Linked DNA regions of Mus musculus: region 2 is linked to region 1. The links are chromatin contacts, found by Hi-C or POLR2A ChIA-PET in ENCODE. All regions are on one chromosome and are shown on one strand. The core of a region is the stretch at or near the end of the contact, and the rest is flanking DNA. Distances in the headings are between cores, read along the strand shown.

Region 1 (6,255 bases), core at 2,608-5,107:
TCTAGTCAGGCTTCAGAATCTTCTATACCTAGTCATTGCCTTCCTTGTAAAACCTAGTTTTCGTGAAAAGCCCCATTCAGTCGGTTTAGCAAGCTCCCTCTCCTAGACTGGATCACCCTCAGTCATCCCGTGCAGCCCCTGAGGTGATGTCTGCTCACCTGGCCTGTCTCAACAGGCGTCTTGTCTGATCTGTTTAGACAAAGTCCCCCTACCCCGGATTTTTCTTTCCTCTTAGTCATTTGCCATCCCCCTAACGCCCACCCTGCTGGGGCTCTTAAGACCCACTTGCTCTCATTGAACACTCTACAACAAGTCTCTGCACCAATAACTAATTCTGAATAAAGTCGGCCTTGCCTGCTTCAGCAAGTACTATTGAATAACAACAACAATAAATTATTATTATTATTATTATTATTATTATTATTATTGGTGTTGGGATCAAATCCAAGCCTGCATATGTGATTAAGTAATTTAAAAACCAACAACAACAACAAAGCATTTAAACAAGGTGTTTTTCTCTTTCCAATCCACCCACCTCAATACATTCATCATTTGTCTGAAACACTGGAAAACCAAAGCCAGCAATGGCTCCTTCTTTGTTGTGTTGCTTTGGGTTTTGAATTCAGGGTATCCCATACACTGAGCATCCACCCTCACCCCAACATGCTCCACAGAGTCACATTTTCAGCCCTGTGTCTTTTTAAAAACTATTTCACTCATCTTCAGAGGTTTGGAAAAATAAAGGGGCTGGTGACCGAAAGGCAGAGCTGGCTGAGCCCAGCCCAGCATGGAGCAGGGATAGAGCTTAGGTCTCCTCTCCGTGGACCATGCCCGCTCTGTCTGTTCAGAGGCAGGTTGAATGGTGCAGGGTGCGCAGTTAGACACCTGAAGCTCTGCGGCTCTTCCTTGGCTGTGATTCAGGTGCCTGAGAATGTGGCTCCTCCCCAGCTCCATGGGAGCCACAACAGCCGGAAAGAACTGCAGTACTTTCCCAGCAGGTATTGGAATTCCCAGAGTGGGAAATTCCCATGCCCCAGGGCAAAGGTAATTAGGGTTAGGCTCCTGTTTCCGGGGGAGAGGTAGGGATGTTGGCTGCCTTTTGTTCCACGGGGGTCTTGGGGGTCTTAATGGCCCAGGGGTATAAAGACTGAGATCTGGACCCAGAGACTTTAGGCCTCCGCAAAGAGATGGATGCAGACTTCATCCCAAGACAGAAATCACATTTCTTTTCCAAGCGATCTTTATTTCTCTCAATGACCCGTAGGGCGATTACAGTCACGGCTCCCGTGGGGAGCAGAGGTTCAGTGATGTAGCGACAGCCTGGTCACCAAATCAGCGTTATTAAGACAATTGGGTTAGATAAATATTTTGTTTTAAACATAAGCAAAAGAGGAGGCAACAAGGTAGAGAGGCCAGGTGGGGACAGCTCAGCTCCGTTTTCACAGAAAACATGTCTGTCTGAAGACAGCTTCCCACACTGGGTCCTCCAGGACACCCCGGCCTTCCAAATAAATACATTCATAAGCAAATAAATAAATAATAAATAAATAATAAATAATAAGTGCAAATATAAATAGAGGGGGGCTGGCTCTGTGAGGAAGGCTGTGCATTGCACCTCAGGGAAGAATCTGGAAAGGTCTGAAGGTAGGAAGGCCTGAGATCTTATCCAGCCTCATTCTGAGACAGAGGCAACCTGACCACTCTCCCTTTGCAGAACTCAGGAATGGACATTCGAGGCTCCAGTGAATTCGGAAAGCCCATTTGAGTCCTTGATGGTGGTGCATGAGAGGCCCACAGTCCAGGTCACTGTCCCAGCATCTTGTGTTTCTGAGTAGTTGTTGAAAGCTCTGAGCACAGAGTTGGACCCTGAGCCATAATCCCCTTTCTAAGTTAGAAGGATACAGACTGGGGGCTCTGAGGAGTAGACAATAAAGGGGTCAGAGTAAAGGGGTCAGAGTGGGGGCTGGGTAGAGAATGGATGAACACCCATTCCCTTCACAGAGCAATGACTCCAAAGTAGACCTGCCCGGACTCCGCAAAGTCTAAGTACTTGGGCAGATTGACCTCAGCGCTGAGTTGGTCCCCCTTCTCCAGCTGGAAGACTCCTCCCAGGTATATGGGCTCATACCAGGGTTTGAGCTCAGCCCCCTCAGGGGTGTCCTTGGGGCAGGGGCTCTTGACGGCAGAGAGGAGGTTGACTTTCTCCTGGTATGAGATAGCAAATCGGCTGACGGTGTGGGTGAGGAGCACGTAGTCGGGGCAGCCTTGTCCCTTGAAGAGAACCTGGGAGTAGACAAGGTACAACCCATCGGCTGGCACCACTAGTTGGTTGTCTTTGAGATCCATGCCGTTGGCCAGGAGGGCGTTGGCGCGCTGGCTCAGCCACTCCAGCTGCTCCTCCACTTGGTGGTTTGCTGAGGGGGGGGGGGAGGATTGAGTCAGTGTCACCCTCTTAGTTCACACTCCACATCCTGAGCCTCAGCAGCTACCCACACTTCACTTCCGGTTCCTGCACCCTCTGTCTTTCCACATCCCATTGGCTATGAGGTCCCGGGTGGCCCCCTGATGCCTTGCTTTTGAGTCACTGCTCTGACTCTCACGTGCTGTCTCTAAGAGCTCTGTCTTTTCTCAGCCTGGCTCGACACCCCTCAACCCGCCCCCCAAAATCATGCCCCTTCATTCTCAAGGCACATGTAAAGAAATCTTACCTACGACGTGGGCTACAGGCTTGTCACTCGAATTTTGAGAAGATGATCCTGGAGGGGAAGAGACAAAGGCAAGGATGAGCCTTTTAGGCTTCCCAGCAAGCATCTATGCACTTAGACCCCTTTCCTCCCAAACCAAAGCTTTAAGTTCTCCCCCCACCCCATCTCATCCCATGCCTAACTGCCCTTCCTCCATCTTAAATTAAGAGAGAGGTGTGGGAACACTTACTGAGTGTGAGGGTCTGGGCCATAGAACTGATGAGAGGGAGGCCATTTGGGAACTTCTGTGTAGGAAAAGGAGGTTAGTTAAGACAGACTCACCCCAAAGGAGAAGCCTCCCGGCTGATTGCCCCGCTTACAGTTCCTCTTTGCCCCACCCCACCCCCCAGCTTTGTGTTTTTCTTCTTCATTCATTCATCTGTCCAACCCACGGCTTCTTTCTGCGGTGCCCTCTGTGCTTGATCTCCCGTTATCTCCCCTTCATCTTCCTCCTTATCTCTCATGCCTCTCTCATTTCTGTCTCTGAGTTTTATCTCTTGCTTATCCCCTCTTCCCCTGGCCACATCTTTCCAGATCTCTCCACGTGTGAACACACTTGTTCGTTCATTCATCTCTCTGTGCATCCGACGAAGGATGTTTAGTCAGCTGGACGCATGGGTCCGAGGTCCTGACTCTGTCCCCTCCACACTCTCCTCCACCTTGCCCTGCCCATTAGCCCACTTCTTTCCCTCACACTGTCCTTCTTGCCCTCCTAACCCGTTTTGCTTGTGAGCGAGAATAAGGGTTGCCCAGACACTCACCTCATCCCTTTGGGGACCGATCACCCCGAAGTTCAGTAGACAGAAGAGCGTGGTGGCCCCTGCCACAAGCAGGAATGAGAAGAGGCTGAGACATAGGCACCGCCTGGAGTTCTGGAAGCCCCCCATCTTTTGGGGGAGTGCCTCTTCTGCCAGTTCCACGTCGCGGATCATGCTTTCTGTGCTCATGGTGTCTTTTCTGGAGGGAGATGTGGCGCCTTGGGCCAGTGAGTGAAAGGGACAGAACCTGCCTGGTTGGCTGCTTGCTTTTCTGGGAGCTATTTCCAAGATGTTCTGGAGTTTCTGTTCTCCCTCCTGGCTAGTCCCTTGCTGTCCTCGCTGAGGGAGCTTCTGCTGGCTGGCTGTGCAGACGGCCGCCTTTATAGCCCTTGGGGAAGAGGGCGGGGAAAAGCTCTCATTCAACCCTCGGAAAACTTCCTTGGTGGAGAAAACCATGATCTCATGTGGAGGAAGCGGTAGTGGCCCTACACCTCTGTCTCGGTTTCTTCTCCATCGCGGGGGCAGAGGGTTTGGAAAGTTGGGGACACCCAGGCATCAAGGAATCTCCTCCCCGTCGTCCCCACCAGGATTCTGTGGCAATCTGGGGCCAATCAGGAGGGTGTGTGTGTGTGTGTGTGTGTGTGTGTGTGTGTGTGTGTGTTGTATAGGACCCTGAGAACTGAAACCCATTTCTTCTCTGTCCTCCAGAGCTAATCATTGTCTGTTTCTTTGTAGAAAGACCATGCCTGTGTCTATTTCCTTTTGATTTCTAAATGGGACATCCATGGGGGAGAACTTAGCATGGGGGGGTGCTTCTGAAAGCTGGGTGCATAAGGGGGGAGACATGATATTGAGGAGGGAAAGCCCCCTGTTTGAGTTCTTGGAGGAAGTGGCTGAAGGCAGAGCAGCTTGAGAGTTGGGAAGTGTGCATGGGCTTTGGGAGGGCTGGTGGGGGGGGTAATGGGATGAGTATGGGGCAGCCCCAGAGGGAATGAACTCAGCCCTGGGAATTCACGGACCTCACAAGCCTTCTCCTTTCACTCTGATCATGAGCTCAGGCTGCTGCTTTGGGTCCCTGCTCCCAAGTGAGTTTTCCACGGAGCCTCTGCCATATCTTGACTGCGGTACATCAACTCAGACATTTAGGTCCCACAGCCCTGCTTCCAGGATTTCTCCCAATCCGTATGACTCCCCGGTCTTCCAAGGATTCCCCTCCCCCACCCTCCCACTCCTAAACACTCTCCCACCCTCCAGTGGAGTCACTTCTCCCCAGAACCCTCATCTCTCTCCACCCTTGGATGGATCTCCCTAGCTCATCCTTTGGGTCTCCTCCGGCAGTTAAGCTGCCTCACTCCCGTGAATCCACCATGTCTCTGGGAGCTGCCTGCTCCTCATGTCTCTTTGCTCTGCCCGGATCCCATGGACCAACTGAGGCCTCTGTCCCCTGCTCCACTCCTTAAAGAGACCAGGAAGTTTCTCCCCCAACGCAAGACAGACACAAGCAGACAGAATCTCAGAGAAAAGAGGTTTATTGGGTTTCACAGATGGTGCAGGGGGTCCCTGTGGATGTCTAGCCAAGCAGTGGCTGGCTTTTAGAGCTTCGTGCTTTCTTCTAGAACCCCTTGGTCACCCACATCTAATTCTCTCGCCATCTCTCTCTTAGATGGGTCCTGTCTGAGGTGAGACACCTTTGTGTCTGGGACCTAGTTGTCATCTGACGGCTTTCTATTTTTCCCCTCTTTCTATTCTCTATAAATAAATAACTTAACTTTTCTCTCCATAAATAGTCAACCTTCCCCTGTTCCCAGCCACCTCTCCCATGTCTGTCCCTCCTTCATGTCCAGGTCTCTGTCCGACCTAGACCCACAAAAACCCTGCTCTGTGCAGGAACTTCTAGGTAGGCTTGAGTCGTCCCCTGAGCATCTGGAGTGGCCCTGGGGAAGATGTAGTCCCCTGAAGTGTCTCAGACTCCCGTGAGAGCTCCAGGTTATTTTAGTGGGGAAGGCTGGAGACTGTGGGGATGTGACCCTTGAAACAACGGTCAGGATGGAGGCCTGGAATCCAATTCTTGGGTTTCTTTAGAATCTACAGTGCAAAGGCTCCAAAGAATACACTGCTGGGGCTGAAGTGTAGATGGGAGATGCCGTCGGTGTGGGTGGACAGCTGGTCTCCCTTACTGAGCAGGAACACAGCCCCCTGGTACATTGAGCGCACCCACGGTCCTTGAAGTCCCGGATACACAGACTTCTGCGCACTGAGGAGAGGCACATGGAAGGGGTATTGGGAGGAAAAGAGCTGGACCTCGTGTGCCAGGTAGATGGGAGTGGGAATGGCCCTGGGGGAGCAGCTTTCTCCAGAGAAAACCACCTGGGAGTAGACAAAGTAGAGGCCACTGGTGGGGATCAGGAGGGAGTTGTTGCTCAAAGAGAAGCCATGTCGGAGAAAGGCACGATCCGTGCTTGCTCTCCAGAGCAGTGAGTTCTGCTTGCTGGGGTACCCTGGGAAGAGGCACAAGACATTGGGGGGCTATCAAGATCAGAGGTCCCCATCCCTGAGGGAGCAGGCACTGGACAAGTGGGATGGTTGGTAGGGAGATGGGAGTGGGGTGCCTGCCCTTAGGGGTAAGAAAAGTTGGTGTGGGGAGATGGGAAGATCGCCTGAGCCCCTGGGCAAGTAGGACAAAAGGCAGGGACTGGACCTCTCCTCTGGAGGCAGAAGTTTACCAACAAGGTGAGCAGCAGGTTTCAGGATGC
Region 2 (5,818 bases), core at 1,234-3,733, 35 kb after region 1:
GATCTGACCTGAGCAGTCAACTGCAAGGTAAAAAACCATCAAAGAAACAAAGTAGTCACTGAGCTGAAAGCTAGGAAATGTAAAGAAAGAGTTGCGAGCTATGCGGCTGGGTGTGGGAGACACATGCCTACAACCTCAGCACTTGGGATGCAGAGGCCAGCCTGAGAGACTCGGTAAGACCCTGACTCAAAAACAAAAACAATCGGGCTGGTGAGATGGCTCAGTGGGTAAGAGCACTGACTGCCCTTCTGAAGGTCCTGAGTTCAAATCCCAGCAACCACATGGTGGCTCACAACCATCTGTCGTGAGATCTGACGCCCACTTCTGGCACGTCTGAAGTCAGCTACAGTGTACTTATTTATAATAATAAATATGGGCAGGAGAGAGTGCGGTTGCCCTAAAATTCAATTCCGAACAACCAGATGAAGACTCACAACTATCCGTACTGCTACAGTGTGTACTCATATACATAAAATAAATAAATCTTCAAACAAACAAACAATCACACCATGCTAGCACACACCCCTTAGTTGATTGGGCGATGTTAGGATAAGCTTTTCTGTTACTAGAGAGATATGGCCACATCCCAACCAGGGATCTTCAACAGTTCCCAAGGACCAAAGAACTAACTTATTTCCCAACTATTTTGTTGTATGATACAGGGTCTCTCTGTAGTCTTGGAGCTCACTGTGTAGGCTACATACTTAGAGAGATTCTCCTGCCTCTGCTTGCCCAGAGTCAAAAGACCTGCGCCACCACACCAGGCCTTTATTTCCCACGCATTCTTTCAGTTCAGATCTGGCCAGCTTCTCAAGACCAGTTCCCACGGACCCACTCACCATCAGGGCCCTGGCGGGCAGCAGCGTGCAGCGCCGTGTCGCCATGGCGGTCCTGGTGGGCAGGGTCAGCGCCGAGACGCAGCAGCAGGCACAGGGCAGGGGCATCGTGGCGGGCGCAGGCCCTGTGGAGAGGCGGGGGCTGCCCAGCGTCCACATCAAGCCCGGGATGTCGCTGGAGGAGAGCCTGGGCTCGCACCAGCCGTCCTGCAGACAAGTACCGCCGGAAGCGTCGCTCTCGGCGGTGCCGGCGGGAAGCGGAGGCCATGGAACAACTCTGGGGCTGAGGAAGAAGTGGGAAATGGCAGCGGTGAGGTCCCAGCTCCGCTCTTCCCCGTTTCTCCCTTTACCTCCTATTTCCTCCCCCTTGCATCTCCAGCAAGAGATAAGGCCTATTCTAAACTCTCATCCCTTAGCAGATGGCAAGTTTGGGGCGGAGGGTGGGGATGGGGTTGGAGTTGGGGGCTGGTGGGGAGGGGGGAATCACAGAGTTAATTTTTGATGTAATTTTTGAGAAAATGATACATAGTTGTTTTAAGGTTCCAGAGCCCAAGAAAAAAGTTAATTCTGAACTTTGGAGGGAAACAACAACAACAACAACAAAAATCAAGTAAGGCCAGATGGGGGCAATTTTCATTAGCCACAAATCTGGAGAAAAGTCACAAATTCAAAGAGCGATCTAGAAATGGAATATAATGTACCCGACAGACAGACGTAGAGGCTTCTTCCTCTGGGGCCTGGGGGGAGGGGTTACTCATCAGACCTGCTCCCCGCCCCCCCAAGGACCCTCAGAGACGGAGGCCGGAGGCCTGGGCTTAAGACGCTCGGAGAAGGGAGGTGGGGAGGGAGGAGGCGCGCCAGGATGCAGGAAATGGCGCAAGCACACGCGCAAGTTTCGGGCGGAAATGAACTGTGTGTTCCATCCCGGAAATCGTACCGAACGCTCGGACTGGGTGACTTGTGATTAGGTCTCCGGAGGGGAAATAAGACAATTTGCGACATAGGGTCCTCCTGCAAGCGGAAGATGAGAGGCGAGCTTTCGAAGGGAGGCAGAGGCAGAGGCAGGCCTGGTCTATAGGGCGAGCTGCAGCGACAGCCAGGACTACAGAGAGAATCCCTGTCTCGAAACACACACACACAATCTCACACACACACACATAATCACACACACACCACACAACCACAATGAGGCCAAGTATATGGGTAGATCAAAAAAGAAAAACACATGGTTAGACACTAACAAGGCAAACGTAGGACAGAGCAGGGAGATGTGTGCAGACGTTCAGATTTGGGGGGAAAGTCTGAAGAGAAGATGGAGGCTGAAAAGAGGGGGTAAGGGCGGAGGGAGGCGTGGAGACACAGTTGGGAGTGTAAGTGAAACCCAGCGTACTGTGTCCAAGCGCATCCTTACCTTCCCACACCATTCTCATCGCCTTTGTGTCTCCTTCGAGACCACCAACCAAGATCTCCTCACACCCAAACACTCTGCCCTCCGCTTCCCCCAGACCCATCTCTGTGGACCCTGGTGACACGGAGAGGCCCTGCACCTGCTGCAGTAGTCAGCACAGGGCTGGTCTCTGCTGCCCTCGGGCGGCCGTTTCGGGTACTACCTCAGTGAGGTTCGAGAGGAGGACCAGTCATCAGTGTGAGGATGACAGACACCCACCCGGTGCAGGAGACTGAGTGAAAACGGGAGCGCTAAGACCCAGTGGGAGTGGAGGACCGCATCAAGGGCCCGGAGGAGTAGGCGCTGGAGGGTGGGAGCCGTCTGGTACCTCGGTCGCCTTCGGAACAGCATCCTCTCTAGTGATAAAAATGGCCAGTCAGACCCAGGGTATCCAGCAGCTCCTCCAGGCTGAGAAGCGGGCAGCGGAGAAGGTGGCCGATGCCAGGAAGAGTGAGCCCCCCTTTCCTCTCTTAGGAATATGGAAGGAGAATTTAGGAATAGGGGATAGCGGGCATTTGAGTCCTTAGGAAAAAAAAGCCCAAGGACAATGAGGACAGATGGGGGACTGAGGCTATTAGGGTAGAAGAAACGGGTGGGTTTTACAGTCTAGCATTTGGTTGGTTGACAGGAAACTGGATAACTTTCTAGAGGGCACTGATCCCACTAACGCACCTGGTTGTGTGTGTGTGTGTGTGTACACTCACTGTCCTTCTGCCTCTAGGGAAGGCCCGGCGACTGAAGCAGGCGAAGGAGGAGGCTCAAATGGAGGTGGAGCAATACCGCAGGGAGCGGGAACAGGAGTTTCAGAGCAAGCAGCAGGCGGTGAGTTGAGGGGGACAGGGATGGCCCCACCCAGGTGCAAATCGGTGGGTGCCTCTTGCCAGGTGTATACAGGTGACTAAGAAATTAGGGTGTCTGAGAGCTGAAGAGGCCCTGACAAGGACCACACATTGGTAAAGCTTTGACGGGATCTGTAAGGTCTGAGGGTTTTAAAGGGTACATGAGACTTGTGGGGCAGCCTTCACAGTCTGTATGGTGGGGACAGTTTTATGGTCAGTCTCAGAAGTAAGGATTGTGCCCACCTGCTTGGTATCTACATGTTTTTGTGGGGTGGGAATAGTTTCGAAAAGGCTTCCCAGGCCTTCCTCTGAACCTTTCCTCCTACATGCTGGGACCCTCCTTTCTCTGTGTCTGCTTTTTTCTTTCTCTCCTCCGCCCCCATCCCCCAGGCCATGGGCTCTCAGGGGAACCTGTCTGCTGAAGTGGAGCAGGCCACAAGACGGCAGGTTCAGGGCATGCAGAGTTCCCAGCAGAGGAATCGGGAGCGCGTCCTGGCTCAGCTTCTCGGCATGGTCTGTGAAGTCAGGCCCCAGGTCCACCCCAACTATCGGGTTACTGTCTAGAACCATCGCTCAGGGACACATCCCTAGAGTGACTCCTTCTGTCAGCTCCGTCCACAGAGAAATATCCCAACTCAAAACCACTTGTGTCGCATGCGCAGAGCCTTGGGTTCAATCCATAATATCATCCCCCCCACCCACCAAATCGCTTCACATAATAACCTGTTGCTGGAGGGGAGGCTTCTATGTGACAGGATCCAATATTCCCCCCTGAGACTTACAAGTAGCCTGTTCAAACCCGACAAACCCGAATCTCTCTGTTCCATGACACCCACTGGAAGTTTACTAATGAATGCCCACGTCATCCCCACCGGACCCCTCTGTGAAATATATGTCCTGGTGACAGTTATGAAAGCACCCTGACTTCAGAGCAGGGGAACCTCTGTTCCTCTCCCACCCCTGGTCCTTGCTGGTTACACAACTGGGACAACTATTTAACCTGGAAGCCTCAGTGTCCTCATCTTTGTGACTGGAATGACAGCAACAACGCTCACTTTGTAAGGTGGCTGCTGTGAATTATCTGTGAGAATTCAGCATAGTTCCAGATGACGGAGTGCCTGTATCATGACCGCACTCTGCGTGCCTGCCAGAATTCTAACCCCCTCTCCTGACTTTTTTATTCCTTGTGTTCCAGCTTTGTTCAGCCACTGTGACACTAGTAACCCTCTAAAGAATTTGTTTCTCTGGCTCTCCCTTGGCACATCATGCCCCCGAACAGTTAAATGATAATGTTATTTAGCCCCTCTGTCCGAGTCCCAAATATATATCAAATCTCTTAGCACCTCTCTGTTTCTCCTGAGCTGGTCTTTCTCATGGTTGGCCCCCCTCTTTCTCTGTTTTCCCAAATCTTGCTGCTTCCGGGAGCTGAAGATATCTATGACATTCACATGCATGCATTCCTTTGTGTGCCCTCAGCACCTTGCCTCCTTGTGTAACAGCGGAGTGTCAATAAAATACTGGTGGATGAGTCAATTGTTGGTGAAAGCAGCCTCCTTTTTGCCTTGCCGTTGCTCACTTTGGTTCGCTGTCCTCAGAGTTATGCATTTATATAGTTTCCAAAACACTGCAAAGGGCTGTCCTGGAAGCTTTATGGAGAAACAAAAGGACACAGTACTGTGTCCCCTCTTGAACAGAGAGTTGCATAGATAGTTGTAAGGGAAATGTTGGCAGAGCAGCACTCTGTCTCTTTCCTGGTTTTACACTGCTCATCAGCACCAGAGACAGAGACAGACAGACAGGCAGGCAGGCAGACAGACAGACAGACAGACAGACAGACACACACACACACACACACACACACACACACACACACACGAGAGAGAGAGAGAGAGAGAGAGAGAGAGAGAGAGACAGAGAGACAGAGACTTACTATCTTACTAAGTATCTCTGACTACCCTGGAATTTGCTAGGCCAGGCTAGCTTTGAACTCACAAGAGATCCACATGCCTCTGCCTCTTGAGTACTGGAATTAAAGACGTGCACCACCACGCCTGGCTTGACATTATGTTTGGGTATTGGCTCTCATTATGTATCTGATGATAAAGGTCGTTGTATCCCCAGAGCCTAGATAGCACTTGGCACACACTTGGCAGTTGAGGAATACTTTGGAATAAAAAGATGCTGGGGTGGGGAAGGAGGAAGTTGGGGTGGTGGTGGTAGGGGGTGAGGGGGTGGGACACTGCTGGTCTCTGACCCCCATTCCTTTATCAGTTCTCTTCACTGCTCATTTCACCCTGAACTTGAATCAATGAGGTAATTCATAGTCTTATATGACTTTTCTGTAGAGAGACATTAAAAAAAAAACTATAAGCCAGGTGTGGTGGCGCATGCCTTTAATCCCAGCACTTGGGAGGCAGAGGCAGGTGGATTTCTGAGTTCAAGGCCAGCCTGGTCTACAGAGTGAATTCCAGGACAGCCAGGGCTACACAGAGAAGCCCTGTCTCAGGAAAAAAAAAAAAAAATCTATGCCAAATAAGGCAGTCATGAAACACCAAAGATATCTCACCACCCAAGTCTCACTTGGCAGACCAAAGAGCTCGCTGGAGTTATTGGCAGTATGGTGGGTGATAGGTTACTTATAGGAGTGAGACTGGAGTAGCTTCCCATCAGAAAGTCGCCCACCAGCGTGACTTGTA

What was found. Hi-C counts contacts between places; a loop is a spot of excess contacts on that map. ChIA-PET counts read pairs that join two places held with the same protein, here RNA polymerase II (POLR2A).
Region 2: a loop to region 1 is called in a map of gastrocnemius, with 3 times the contacts of the local background. The contact joins the promoter of Atp6v1g2 here to the promoter of Tnf in region 1. A Hi-C loop is called at or near these places in 12 of 37 maps with a recorded cell type or tissue (T-helper 17 cell, T-helper 2 cell, adrenal gland and 3 more). POLR2A ChIA-PET finds 5 or more read pairs at or near these places in 1 of 5 experiments (embryonic stem cell).

Annotation. Positions count from the first base shown.
Region 1 is chr17:35,198,150-35,204,404 of GRCm38, forward strand. Tnf (tumor necrosis factor) reads right to left here and starts at 3,858. Exons shown (of 4, transcript NM_013693.3): 1 at 3,506-3,858; 2 at 2,935-2,989; 3 at 2,709-2,756; 4 at 1,218-2,414. The coding sequence starts at 3,691. The coding sequence ends at 1,996. It overlaps Lta (lymphotoxin A), which reads right to left. Exons shown (of 4, transcript NM_010735.2): 3 at 6,226-6,255; 4 at 5,016-6,000. The coding sequence ends at 5,588.
Region 2 is chr17:35,234,113-35,239,930 of GRCm38, forward strand. Atp6v1g2 (ATPase, H+ transporting, lysosomal V1 subunit G2) reads left to right here and starts at 2,484. Exons shown (of 3, transcript NM_023179.3): 1 at 2,484-2,733; 2 at 3,005-3,105; 3 at 3,513-4,655. The coding sequence starts at 2,652. The coding sequence ends at 3,686. It overlaps Nfkbil1 (nuclear factor of kappa light polypeptide gene enhancer in B cells inhibitor like 1), which reads right to left and starts at 1,674. Exons shown (of 4, transcript NM_010909.5): 1 at 1,538-1,674; 2 at 840-1,119. The coding sequence starts at 1,594.